Regions from separate parts of the Homo sapiens genome. Here region 1 is linked to region 2. Evidence: chromatin contacts called from ENCODE Hi-C or POLR2A ChIA-PET data. All regions are on one chromosome and are shown on one strand. The core of a region is the stretch at or near the end of the contact, and the rest is flanking DNA. Distances in the headings are between cores, read along the strand shown. Region 1 holds the start of MARCHF4-AS1 (MARCHF4 antisense RNA 1). Region 2 holds the start of MARCHF4 (membrane associated ring-CH-type finger 4).

The links. Hi-C counts contacts between places; a loop is a spot of excess contacts on that map. ChIA-PET counts read pairs that join two places held with the same protein, here RNA polymerase II (POLR2A). Pooled maps may share reads with other maps.
Region 1: POLR2A ChIA-PET joins it to region 2 with 15 read pairs in BJ. The contact joins the promoter of MARCHF4-AS1 here to the promoter of MARCHF4 in region 2. A Hi-C loop is called at or near these places in 4 of 168 maps with a recorded cell type or tissue (PC-3, PC-9, chondrocyte and 1 more) and 2 of 50 pooled maps. POLR2A ChIA-PET finds 5 or more read pairs at or near these places in 5 of 52 experiments (A549, AG04449, BJ and 2 more).

Annotation. Positions count from the first base shown.
Region 1 is chr2:216,298,311-216,304,728 of GRCh38, reverse strand. MARCHF4-AS1 (MARCHF4 antisense RNA 1) reads right to left here and starts at 1,421. Exons shown (of 3, transcript XR_001739877.2): 1 at 1,070-1,421. The region is part of intron 1 of MARCHF4 (membrane associated ring-CH-type finger 4); the gene reads left to right.
Region 2 is chr2:216,367,705-216,373,791 of GRCh38, reverse strand. MARCHF4 (membrane associated ring-CH-type finger 4) reads left to right here and starts at 1,309. Exons shown (of 4, transcript NM_020814.3): 1 at 1,309-4,047. The coding sequence starts at 3,532.

The DNA.
Region 1 (6,418 bases), core at 172-2,671, 69 kb after region 2:
GCCCACCTCAGCCTCCCTATGAATGTTTTCTACATTGCCCTAGGGTCTCAGACAGACTTGACTGATGGAGATTTATAGAGCAAAAACAAAAATGGAATAAAAACAAAAATACATTATGTTGGCCTTATATACATTTTAGGAATGATGCATCTCCTATTTGGATGAGAGTGCAAGGAGAATTAGGACAAGAAGAGAAGAGGTGATCAACCTTAGGAGAAATTTTGGCCTGAGGGAAACCATTCAATTTGTCCTCGGTCATTACAAACAGCTTCTCTTTCCTCTATTGAGGGATCTAGGTGTCAGTTTTGCAAGTCTGGCACCTTGATTTAGTGGCCCTTTATCCCTGGGTATTCATATCCTGTGAAGTCATAATTCAAGCCAAGAAAACTAATAAGAAATCAAGATAGAGACCAGAAAGATGATTTATAGCTACAATTGAAGATGCTCCTTTTCAATACCTAGAATACTTATGTCCCCATGTCAAGGAAACTCATTCTAGAATCTATATGTATATATGAGAAGCCAAGTAAAAGTTAAGATGCATGAGGAAGTGAATCAGAAGCTCTTTATACATGATTTGGGGTGAGCAATAGAAATCTACCTTTTTCTACTCTAGGCAGCAAATCTTTCCAGTAACCTGAGTACCCCCATGACATGTCTCACCCTCTGTTGTGGTGCAGACACACAACCCTAAATTTCTCTTTCCAAGTTCCCTGTTTCAGGGTCCTGGGGTGGGTAGGAGGTTTCCAGTAGCTGTTGGTGCCATTTCCAGGTGACCTCTTGACCTGCCCATGAAGTGTGCTGCTCCCTTCCTTTACAAAGAACTCCTGCTTCTATGCCTTTGGCCTACCTCACCTTTAAGCAATTCCTGGAATCTGGTGTTGCTTTTCATCTACAGAACCTTTGTATAATTTATAAAATCTTTAAATATAAAAAACTGTCAGACTAGTAGAGATGATTTATCCAACATCCCATTTAACCAACGAGAAAAACAGCAGCTCACTTGGCAAGAGGAACAGACTTGCTCACTTGGCAGGTGGAGGGGACAGACTGAAAGCCAGGAACTTACCTAACCTTCCTCAGAGCTTGTTCTTCATCCTTTACACCATCAGAGATGCACCCACTTTGGGCATTGCGCTCTCTGCAGCACCAGCATTGGCTTCTGTAACTGCACTCCCAGTCAAGTGGCCCAGCCATACTTCATTTCAGGACCCTGGACATCAGGGAAAAAGCCAGCTCTGTCTCCAACAGCCCTGACCTATTACAGAACCAGAAAGTGTGAGAAAATTTATCCCTTGAAGGGATGAGCTGATTTGTGCAGTCAATTATCTCTTTAAATTGTTATCCTGCCCATTTCCCAAGCACTGATGATCCAGTTAAGAAAGATTAAGCACAGGAGCCTGGGCACCCAAGCATGATCTGAGGACCAGGTGTGGAAGGGAATGAGCTGTTTTCAATAGTGGGAGGCCTGTTCTGCCTTTTAAGGACAATGAACCAATGTCATCTTCCGCAAGCTCTTTTTTCCCAAAGGCCAAGGACTTCTGAGTGCTTTTCTAGGAGATGACGTTCTTGCCATTTTGGAGAGAACACTGTGCATTGTTCACATATTTTCTTCCCTATTTTCATTCCTATGTTCTGAGCTTAAACCAGGATGTTTTATTCCTCAATGAAGAGACAGGAAGTATGAATGGAGAAAGGAGCTGTGAGAGAAGAAATGGAATTGAGGTGTGATTTTGGGGGGATTACAAATTAGGATCCTTTATATCTTTATAAATACATCTTTATAATTACAAAATGCCATTTTCTTTTTTTTTTTTTTTTTTTTTTTTTTGATACAGAGTCTCACCTTGTCACCCAGGCTGGAGTGCAGTGGTGCTATCTTGGCTCACTGCAACCTCCACCTCCCAGGTTCAAGCGATTCTCCTGCCACAGCCTCTCAAGTAACTGTGATTACAGGCACCCACCACCACACCTGGTTAATTTTTGTGTTTTTAGTGGAGACGGGGTTTCATTGTGTTGGCCAGGCTGGTCTTGAACTCCTGACCTCAAGTGATCCGCCCACCTCAGCCTCCCAAAGTGTTGAGATTACAGGAATAAACCACCACACCCGGCCTAAAATTCCATTTTCAATGGTCCTCTTCAATGTATTGCTCACCTTCCTTACTGAGTTTGTGATGAACTTTCAATAAAAATTTGAAAATAGCCAGGCGCAGTGGCTCATGCCTGTAATCCCAGCACTTTGGGAGGCAGAGGCGGGTGGATCACGAGGTCAGGAGATAAATACCATCCTGGCTAACATGGTGAAACCCCGTCTCTACTAAAAATACAAAAAAAAAAAAAAAATTAGATGGGCGTGGTGGCAGGCGCCTGTAGTCCCAGCTACTTGGGAGGCTGAGGCAGGAGAATGGAGTGAACCCAGGAGGCGGAGCTTGCAGTGAGCCGAGATCACACCACTGCACTCCAGCCTGGGTGACAGAGCGAGACTCCGTCTCAAAAAAAAAATTTTTTTTTGAAAATAAATATCAAAATGCACAATAAAAACAAAACTGCTTACTTGTTCTAAGTAATGGTTTATTGCTGTGAGTTTTAAAGTATTAATGAAGTAGAGTTTACTGCAAATTTTGAATTTTTATCAAGCTTCTGTCTCACAAAATAGTTTCCTGAAAGCAATGATTTTGCTTGCGTTTTTTTGTTGTTCTGCTTTGCTTTTTGCCAACAGATTTACTATACCACTAGGTTGACAGAGCTTGGGTGGGTCAATGACTGGTCCCACTTCTCTATGTCACTTCACTAGAAGGAATCACGAAGACATGTTTATTAAGACTCTGCACTATTCTAAGCTCTTTACATCTCATTATTCTTTCCAAAAGCCTTATTAGATCAGCAATACTGTTGCCCTCATTTTAATAATTAGAAAACTAAGGCACCAAGAGGTTAAGTAATTTGTCCAACATTCTCCAAAAACCACATGCATCATTGTACATTTATGCTAAAAAGCTATATTGTCTTGTTTTTCATAGTCTCATCTATTGACCTTCACATGTCATTCTTTTCTATATTTGTGTTCCAGAAATTGCCATGGCAGAAAGGACATACTCATTACCATGAGAACAACTTTTCCCTAAGCATAGTTAGATTAATTTATTTGAGTGAAATAAATTCACATTGCTCTGAAACAACAGTACAGGAATGCTGTGCCATTGCTTCAAACCATACAGATGGACAAATGGCACACACACAGTACACTGGGGAGTTGAGCTTATATTTGGAGACCTCTCTGAAGTCGAAGATTGACAATACAAGTGACAGTAACTATGTGGTGCTTCTCTCATGGAAGTTGGGGGAAGCACAGAGATGAGAAGATTCACAGGCTCCGTGCTCCAGTACTAATCGCCCAAGTGTGAGAAGGTCCTTCACCTAGGCTGGAGTCCAGCCCTGGAATTGGAACTGTGGTGTTGCAGCTGGGAAGGCCCCTGAGCATGGGAGGTTCTTGCTGCCATGCACCTGTTTGAGTCCTTTCCCTTGGAGCTTCCCTAACCTGCTTTGGGGGAGCAGACCAACTCTTCCCTGTACCTCCTACCATGATGCTTTCACAGCCAATTAAAATTCTATTCCATTCTCAGCAAGGGAGCTGGCAGCCTTGGGTCTCCCCAGCAGGATGCGCTGGCTGCAATTAATGTCCCTTCTGGAGCCTGATTAGCTAAGGAGCGGCCAGGATACTTATCCTATCCCCAAAGCCACATTTAAATTAGGAAATGGGGGTTTCTCATTTTATTGCCTCTATTAAGAATCATCAGTTAATGCAAATGTGTTAACTCCTTTCTATTTCATTTGTGGTAGTGGACCCAGATCAGAAAGCCAAGAGGTCATTTCACAACTTGATGGTCCCAGGAACAAAGGGAAGAGATACCCTTTGATTCCTTTAGTCTTCAAATTCCAGACCATTGGAATGAATTGAGGGCACACTTGATTAGGCACAGGCTAGGAGTTGGGGATTCAACAGAAGCCGTGGGAATAATGTTTATTATTATTATCTTCGAGCTTTGTATGTATAAAGTAATGTATAAGAATGATGCATTTAAGGGCCAGGCATGGTGGCTCATGCCTGTAATCCCAATACTTTGCGAGGTCAAGGTGGGTGGATTGCTTGAACCCAGGAGTTAAAGACCAGCCTCAGCAACATAATGAAACCCTTCTCTATAAAATATACAAAAAAATTTAGCTGGGTGTGGTGGCACACATCTGTAGTTCCAGCTACCTGGGAGGCTGAGGTGGGACGATCACTCGAGCCTGGGAGGTCGAGGCTGCAGTGAGCTGTGATCATGCCACTGCACTCTCACCTGGATGACAGAGTAAGTCATATATATATATATATATACATATATATATATCGAGATGGACATATATATATGCACATATATATATGCATTTAAGAAAAAATTCAAATGATGAAAAGGAGGAGAAAAGAAAATTAATAAATATGGCATGTTTATTGTGTAGCAGACATTTTACATACATTATAGCAAAGAATCCCAAAAAAATTCTGCACTTTTATAGATTATAGAGTTAAAGCTCAGAGAGGCTAAGGGAATTGCCCAAGGTCACAAAGTTAATGTGGTAGATTGATTGTACTAATGGCTCTAGATCTTCATGCTTCCCTATAGCCACTTTCTTTGGGTAATGCCTACCCACACTGACTCCGAAGTAAGCCACATGATTTGCTTTGGTCAGCGGGACATTAGCAAACTTGATGCAAATAGAGGCTTGAAAGGTGCTTGTGCATTGAAAAGTGCTTGCCCTCTCCTGCTAGTGGGAACTCTTCTGCCTTCAGGCAAGCAAGCCTGGGCAATTCTACTGGATGATAAGAGACATGAGGCAGAGGACAGTCAACCTATGCTGAATCAGACAGTGTCCAGCCAAGATTAACCAAGTCAGATCAGCAGAACCATTCAGCCAACTTTTAGGCTTGTGAAAAGTAATAAGTAGTTGTTATTTTAAGACACTAATTTTGGAATGCATATGCAGAAGTGAAGTCAGCAGCTGGTGTTAACTGATACAGCTAGTAAATGACGGAGCCAGAAGTTGTCTGATCTGAAAGCCTGTGTGGTGTTCATTCACCATGAAAAGATAGGAAAAGGCTGAAATTGCAGCAGGGAAAATACAGGTTAGATTAAGATATGTTTTTAACCACAAAGTCTTTCAGTCATACAAGAGTCTTATTGGGGAAGAGTGTGGGGTTCCCATATCTAGGTATCTTACAGAGGGTGGTGGTGGGCAGTTATCTGACTGACAAGTTTTAAATGTGGGACCTTTCAGCCCAGGTGTCTTTGCCCTAAAGTTTGCCATCTCAGAGACTGACTATGCTGAGACGCTTGATGAGAATACTCCACGTCATTCCTGTCATCTGTCAGTTCCACGGAGAAGGCAAAACACCCAAGCTAAGATTCTGCAGCCTCCAGCTGGCAAGGCACCCCCTGGTTCTCTTTCATGGCTGAGACCCCCCTCCAAGATTGCCACAGTTGCACTGCTGCTCATTTCTGACTTAGCTATTCCCCAATCCTGCAGCCACATCTCACTCCTTCCCTACAGTGCAAAGAAAGGTAGGGAAAAAAAAAAATCCCAGACTGTCTATGTCTTCTGAGCCTTTCTTTTCAGGATCACAGTGGTGGTGATGTTGACAGTTGCCCATGAGAATGAGGAGAAAGGACAAAACCTCAAACATGGGGCAATAGCAGCAGATAGTGGCACGCTCAGATGACATAGGTGGAAATTTGTGTCATCCTCCTGAAGGCCGATTTGGCAGTATGTGTAACAGCCTTAAAAATGCCTTTTGAATTAGTAATTCCATTCCAGGACTGTCTTCTCAGGAAACACATGGACAGGACCTGTGAAATCATGGATCACCATGAGAATTTTTTTGTGACATAGTGTGAATGGAAAAATACAAGTTAAAAACAGGCTGTACATTATGTTCCTGATTTAGGGGGAATTTTATGTGTGGGAAGGGGCTGTAGTTATGAGGAAAATTTTGATTTACAATAAATCTGTACATATTTTTAAGATATTTTAAGATGGGAATAATTTTTCCTTCCCAGCCTCTGGGCACATACATCCATGGCTATCTCAAATGTAGCAGGAAAACATACCTTAAAAACCTAACAGAGGCTGTGCATAGTGGCTCACGCCTGTAATCCCAGCACTCTGGGAGGCCAAAGCAGGTGAATCTCTTGAGCCCAGGAGTTTGAGACCAGCCTGGGAAACATGGTGAAACCCCATTTCTACAAAAAATACAAAAATGAGCTGAGCGTGGTGGCACACACCTGTAGTCCCAGCTACCCAGGAGGCTGAGGTTGGAGAATCACTTGAGCCTGCGAGGTCAAGGCTGCAGTGAGCCATACTGTGCCACTGTACTCTCCAG
Region 2 (6,087 bases), core at 60-2,559:
GTAGGTCCTTTCTCCTTAGAGCTTGTAGGAATGAATCATTTCATAGAGATGGCAGCAAAGGGGTAGTTTTCTTATGACTCATTGGACTGAACTTCGTTCCAATGATATTTTGCTGCAGAAATTTTGCATGCTACTCTGTCTATGGCTCCAATATTTGTAAAGGCATTACCATGGCTGTTTGGATGAATCACTGGCATATCTTCTCTATGGCCCTAGAGGGGTGTGTGTGTGTGTGTGTGTGTGTGTGTGAGAGAGAGAGAGAGAGAGAGAGAGCGGGGTGGGGGAGAGAGGTTTATAAGGAAAGGCAAAAAAAGCAATCCTAAGTTTTCAGTGACCAAAGTCTACAGCTGCAAACACTGAGGTTTTATATAGACCACTTTAAGTTTCCTTCTTTTTCTTGCTCTTCACATTTAGGGGCACTTTGCTGCTCAAGAAACTCCTTGAGAAAAATAGGGTAGGGTGACATGAGTCAGTAGCAGAAATAGGAGAGGAAATTAAAATCCATTTCAAATTACCTCTTGTCAGCGGCTCAGTGAAAGGCTTGAATAGGGAGGAGGCTGGGGATGTTGGTGAAGACGAAGCTGAAATATTGCTCTGGATTCTTATGACTCACAATTGAAAGAGCACTGTGACTTATAGTAATGATGACTGTGGTGATGGTGGCCACAAGCCATTCAACAAATATGCATTGAACATTTACTAGATGCCATCTCTGACTTAGGCACACGGGATCAAATGAATTAAAAAAATTATCTCTGTCAATTGGAGCTTAAATTCTAGGCGAAGAAGCTGACAAAAAAATGGTACTAGCAACCTCCTCCCTGTTTGAAAATTTGAAGCATTTCCTTCTCATGTCTCAAGCCTCAATGAAACATTTCCTTCTCATGTCTCATGTCTCAAGCATTTCCTTAGTCATGAGGAATTTAATCTCCATCAAGTCCCAGCTTCATTGTGGAAGTCACAAAACTTTATCTCCTCGAAAGCTTGCAGACTGAGATCTACTTTAAATGTTTATGTGAACAGAGAAACGGTCTCTGGTTGACAGGTGTCTGTGTCTTGTATGTGCAATGAGAGGAGCTGTGATAGTGGACAGTGGGCAGAGAGTCTACAACCAGACCTTCCACACCGACACGTTCCTGCTGAGGTGAAATGCAAGAGTTAGTGCCTGAATCGCTCCCCTCCCTCCCCGTGGCCTTTCTCCTTCTTTCTTTTACTCTTCACTTCGCTCCCTCCTCCTTCCCTTCCTAAATCCCTCCCTCTCCTGGTTACCTCCCTTTCCCTTGGTCCCTCCCCATCCCCTTCCCTCGCACAGTTCTCTCCTCCTCTTGCTCCCTCTCCCTCCAGCTTCTTTTCCTCTCATCCCCTTTCCCTCCTCCATCCCTCCGCGGCGTCTGCGTCAGGCCCCCACGAGCGTGACGCGCGGGGTCTGGGTGGGAGCTGTCCACTCGCCCGGGGTGCTGAATGCAGCAGCGGCGGCCGCGGCGCCGGCGGCGGAGATAGCCGAGAGCCTCCCTCGCTGCAAGAACCTTGTTTCCAGTTCTCGGACGGTCAGCTCGCCGCCCCGCCACCTCCCTTCCAGCACCACCCCTTTGGGAATCGAGCCAGTGGGGGCAGCGGCGGGTGCTGAGCAACGGCGGAAGACGAGACAACACCTGGCAGCAGCCTGGAATCTGATTTGCTTCCTCTCGGCTTTTATAAGAGATATATTTATATACGGTTTTGGGGAGTCGCGAGGACCAAGCTGGAGCCAAGTGCCGGCTGCCTCCCACCTCGGCCACACTGCTTCGCTCCCCCCTCCCCACCTTCAGCTGGCACCGCAAACAAGCCTTACCTCGTTGCATCTGCGAGGAGAGGTAGCAACAGCGAGCCTAGCCAGCCAGAGGCGGTGGAGAGGAGGAAGGGGCGGGGTGGGGGGGCAGAGAGCGGGCCGAGGCCGCCCTTGGTGGGGGTAGCGGGGGCAGAGCTGCCGAGCAGACCCGGCAGCCGCCCTCCTCCGCCCCCACCCTCCAGAAGCACTCTTGCCTGAGAACCGAATTATTCCACTAGTATTATTTCATTTTTTATTACTCCCCCTCCTCACTCCCCAGCCGCCCCCACCCCCACGCCGGCCTCGCCTCTGGTTGCATGGCAGCGCTGCCCGGGCGCGGGGGCTCAGGGCTGGCCCCCAGGGAAGGGGGAGGAGGAGGAGGATCATGAAGGCCGGAGTCGCGACCGCGCCGGACGGCGGGCAGCAGCCAGAGGACGAGCCGGAGCAGCCCCCGCCCCGGAGACACCCGGACGCCGAGCAGCAGTCGCCTCCGCCGCCGCAGCAGCAGCTGCGGGCGCGGGCCGACCCGGAGCCGGAGGAGGAGGGCGACCGCGACCCAGAGGAGGAAGAGGAGGAGAAGGCGAGGCCACTCGCCCGCCCGGACCTGCCCTTCTCTCGGCTCTTGCCCCTCGACCGAAGGGACCTTTGATGGAACCGAGGGGAGGGCGCCACGGATTTGCCGACTGCAGCAGGGGTGGGCTGGGGGCTGAGATAATGTAACCACTCCTTTCTCCTGTTCTCTCCCACACGCCCCTCTCCTCTACCCCTATTCTCTGCTCCACTGCCCTCTCACCCCGGTACACACACCCTTCCTCTAGCCAGGATCTTCATGCTCAGGAAGGAGGCGCCTCTGCAAGGGTTAAACGATCTTTTCTTTTTCTCCCATCCTTTTTCCTTCCCAAACCTCTATTTTACCTCCCTTCTCCTAATTGGCTTTCCCCTCTTCGGTGTAACCCTTTGGCTGCGGAGGCAAAGCACAAGCCCCTAGCCCAGTTTCACCTGCAACACCCCTCCCCCACCCAACTGCTCTCTTAAAAGCAACTCTGGTGCTTCTGGGGGTTAATTGCCCCAGTTTTCTGCCCAGGAGAATTAAAACTTCTCCCAATCTTCTCTCCTCCCCTACCTTGACTCCCCCAACCCCTACCACCTGAGAAAAACGATCTTTTCTCTCTCACACATGCAGTCCTCAATTCTTCATTGAGCTAGTTTTCTCTAAGCCCAGCTCAATCCACTCCAGATTTGATTTACAATTGTCCCCACCCTTTTATATAAAAGAAAGATTTCTCACTGCGTAGGAATTTGAGAAGAACCCAATAATCCTTTCCTGGGGAACTTTTAAACAATTCGACATTGATTTAAACAATTCGACAGAGGCTCTAGTGGCCCCTCCACCACGCTTCTTCAATCCCTCTGCTCCTACCAGTGTCCTCAGGTCAAAAGCAGAAAGGAGACACACTGAACAAAGTTGGAGGTTGGGGTGGGTGTGTGAGGGCAAGAAAAACTTTTTTGTTATTGGGCTTTCCAGGTGGAGTTCAGAACCAGTGACTCACACTTCTCAGTCCTGGGAGCAATTTATTTGCTACTTGGAGGGGTTGTAAGAAAAGCCAGTGAGAAAGCAGACTCCCCCCACAACACAGATCCACTGTGGACCCCCAAAACCTGTCCTGTCCCCCTCTTTTAAGACTCCAGCCACCCCTCTTGGGCTCTCTACTTCCACGGGGCACATGCTGATGCCCCTGTGTGGGCTGCTCTGGTGGTGGTGGTGCTGCTGCTCCGGCTGGTACTGCTATGGATTGTGTGCCCCAGCCCCCCAGATGTTGCGCCACCAGGGTCTCCTCAAGTGCCGCTGCCGCATGCTCTTCAATGACCTGAAGGTTTTCTTACTGCGGCGCCCTCCTCAAGCGCCCCTGCCCATGCACGGCGACCCCCAGCCCCCCGGTTTGGCGGCCAACAACACCCTTCCGGCTCTGGGCGCCGGGGGGTGGGCAGGCTGGAGGGGCCCCCGAGAAGTGGTGGGCAGGGAGCCCCCTCCTGTGCCACCTCCACCCCCCTTGCCACCTTCTTCTGTGGAAGATGACTGGGGTGGCCCAGCCACAGAGCCACCTGCCTCGCTGCTCAGCAGTGCCTCCTCAGATGACTTCTGTAAGGAGAAGACCGAGGATCGCTACTCACTGGGCAGCAGCTTGGACAGTGGTATGAGGACCCCACTCTGCCGCATCTGCTTCCAGGGGCCAGAACAGGTGAGTCCCCTTTTCTCTTCTCCTGCTTCCTGTGGTATTTTCAGGTCTTGCAGATTGCTACTCGCCTGCTTGCCCTGGGGAACGGTTATATTGTCTTTAGTATGAGGACTCTATGTTTAAGAGCCCTCATTGATGTTTCTTGTGGTTAAGTTTGCCCAATGAGTGTCTGGTTCCTGGTGGAGCCTGTTTGGTGGTTCGTTTGTGTTCTAGGTTTTGCATTTTCCTTCCAATGCTAGTGTCTCCAATTCCAACTCCAAATTTTACAAACATCCTCAGAATAGAAGATCTAGAAACAACGGAGTGAAGAAACTTGGTGGTACATTCACACTGGTTGCCAAGATATCCTTTTATCTAACTTGTTGTTAGTAACATTTCGTCTAGCCCATCTTCAGTCCCATATCCCAACTTCTTCCTGCTCTGAGAGTATGCCGAGATCTTGTTCTCTTTTCCTTTTCTCATAGGTTGAAATCCAGTAAGCTTGTTCTTTTACTTTGGACAACTTCCTTTCATATCACGTTGACATCCTCAGCATTATGTTCTAGCAACTGAGGAGGAAATGGAGAGGGATTCTAGGTCCAAGACTATATGATTTGCTGAGACACTTCTTGGCAGACTCAAATTTTTCTATGTTGAAAACAGGCAGGTAAATGGGAATGAGAATGAGTTTAAGAGACTGACGTAGGCAATAAGGTATCTTGCTATTTCCCTTTTCAGACCTAAAAAGTGTGTTGACTTAGAAAATCCCTTAAATGCTCCCCATCCAGGATAGGGATGCCAACTCTCATATGCACCAGGGCTTTTCCAAGTCTGGCAGGTTTTCCCTACCCTATTCATTCAGATTTTCACAGACACCCCTCCCAAGTTCACCTACAATCTAGTATCAGCAATGCTGGATAGCATGTGTACATTCTTCAGGAACTATAGAATGTGGCAACACTCTCCAAAGAATCACAGATAGAAAGGCTCACGCAGTTAGTGATGCTGGAGAAGGAGTATTCAATTGCAAGGTGGGCAAGGTTATGTGTTCCTATCAGCCACTTCTTCAATAGTTTCCTGAAGTGCAGGGAGGATTTCTGGATACTCCTTGAGGAAGTGGCAGTGCAGTAGGATGCCATGCCAGGCTTTGACTGGCTCTGGTTCTTGCTGAGGGTGTGCTCTGTAAGATGCAGGCTTAGCTGGCATTTTCATTCATTTTCTTGCTTTGCTCTCAATGGACAAAGAACTCTGGGGACCAGTGATCCCTGGAGCTACAGCTTGGAATTATGAGGGGAAGTGATATAGATCTTAGTGTGAATAAATGTCTCTGAGAGGCTGGGGGCTGGGTTCTTCCATCTTAAGATTACCTAAGTATCCAATAAAGTGTTGTCCAGAGTTGAAAACTCCTGTTAGGAAAAATCCTCCAGAGTGCCTTCCCTTCATTCTTTCTCTCTACTTCCAGCACCAGGCTCTGGCAGAGCTATGGGGTAGAGTGGCTCGGCTGACAACAAGAGGGTGCCTCACTTTGATATCAGGATCTTGCCACCATCAAGTACTTCATACTCTCCAAAAGAAAGAATTATTTGGCTTCCTAAATTCCTAAGGCATTTCTTTTTTCTCCCATATGGGCTCAGGTCTGCATGTCACAGGGGCTTCTGAGAGTGTGGCTTCTGGCAAGAGCATTCTTGTCTCTAGAAAACAGCAGGACTTGGAGGTGCCCTGGGATAATATTTCCCCCACTGTGTGAACTTTTTCAAATAGCTTCATGCCTCTGGGCTGCTTTTCCAACTTACGTGATTTGGAGACACCTTTTCATGCCCCCCCCTCCTTTCCTCAGAGGTGTGTTGGGAGAATCCAGGAGAAAAGAAGTGTAAAAATATCTTGGAAGGAATTTATATATAATGAGCATGTATTTTGATAACAGAAAGCTGTATTTTATTGAAAAAAGAAAAAGAAAAAAATCATTGGCAATATTGTGAAATACCCTCATGTGATACAAGATCTGGTCAGAGGTTAGAAGCTTTCCTTTCTTGTTCATTATTTTGATGGGGTGTCATAAATAAA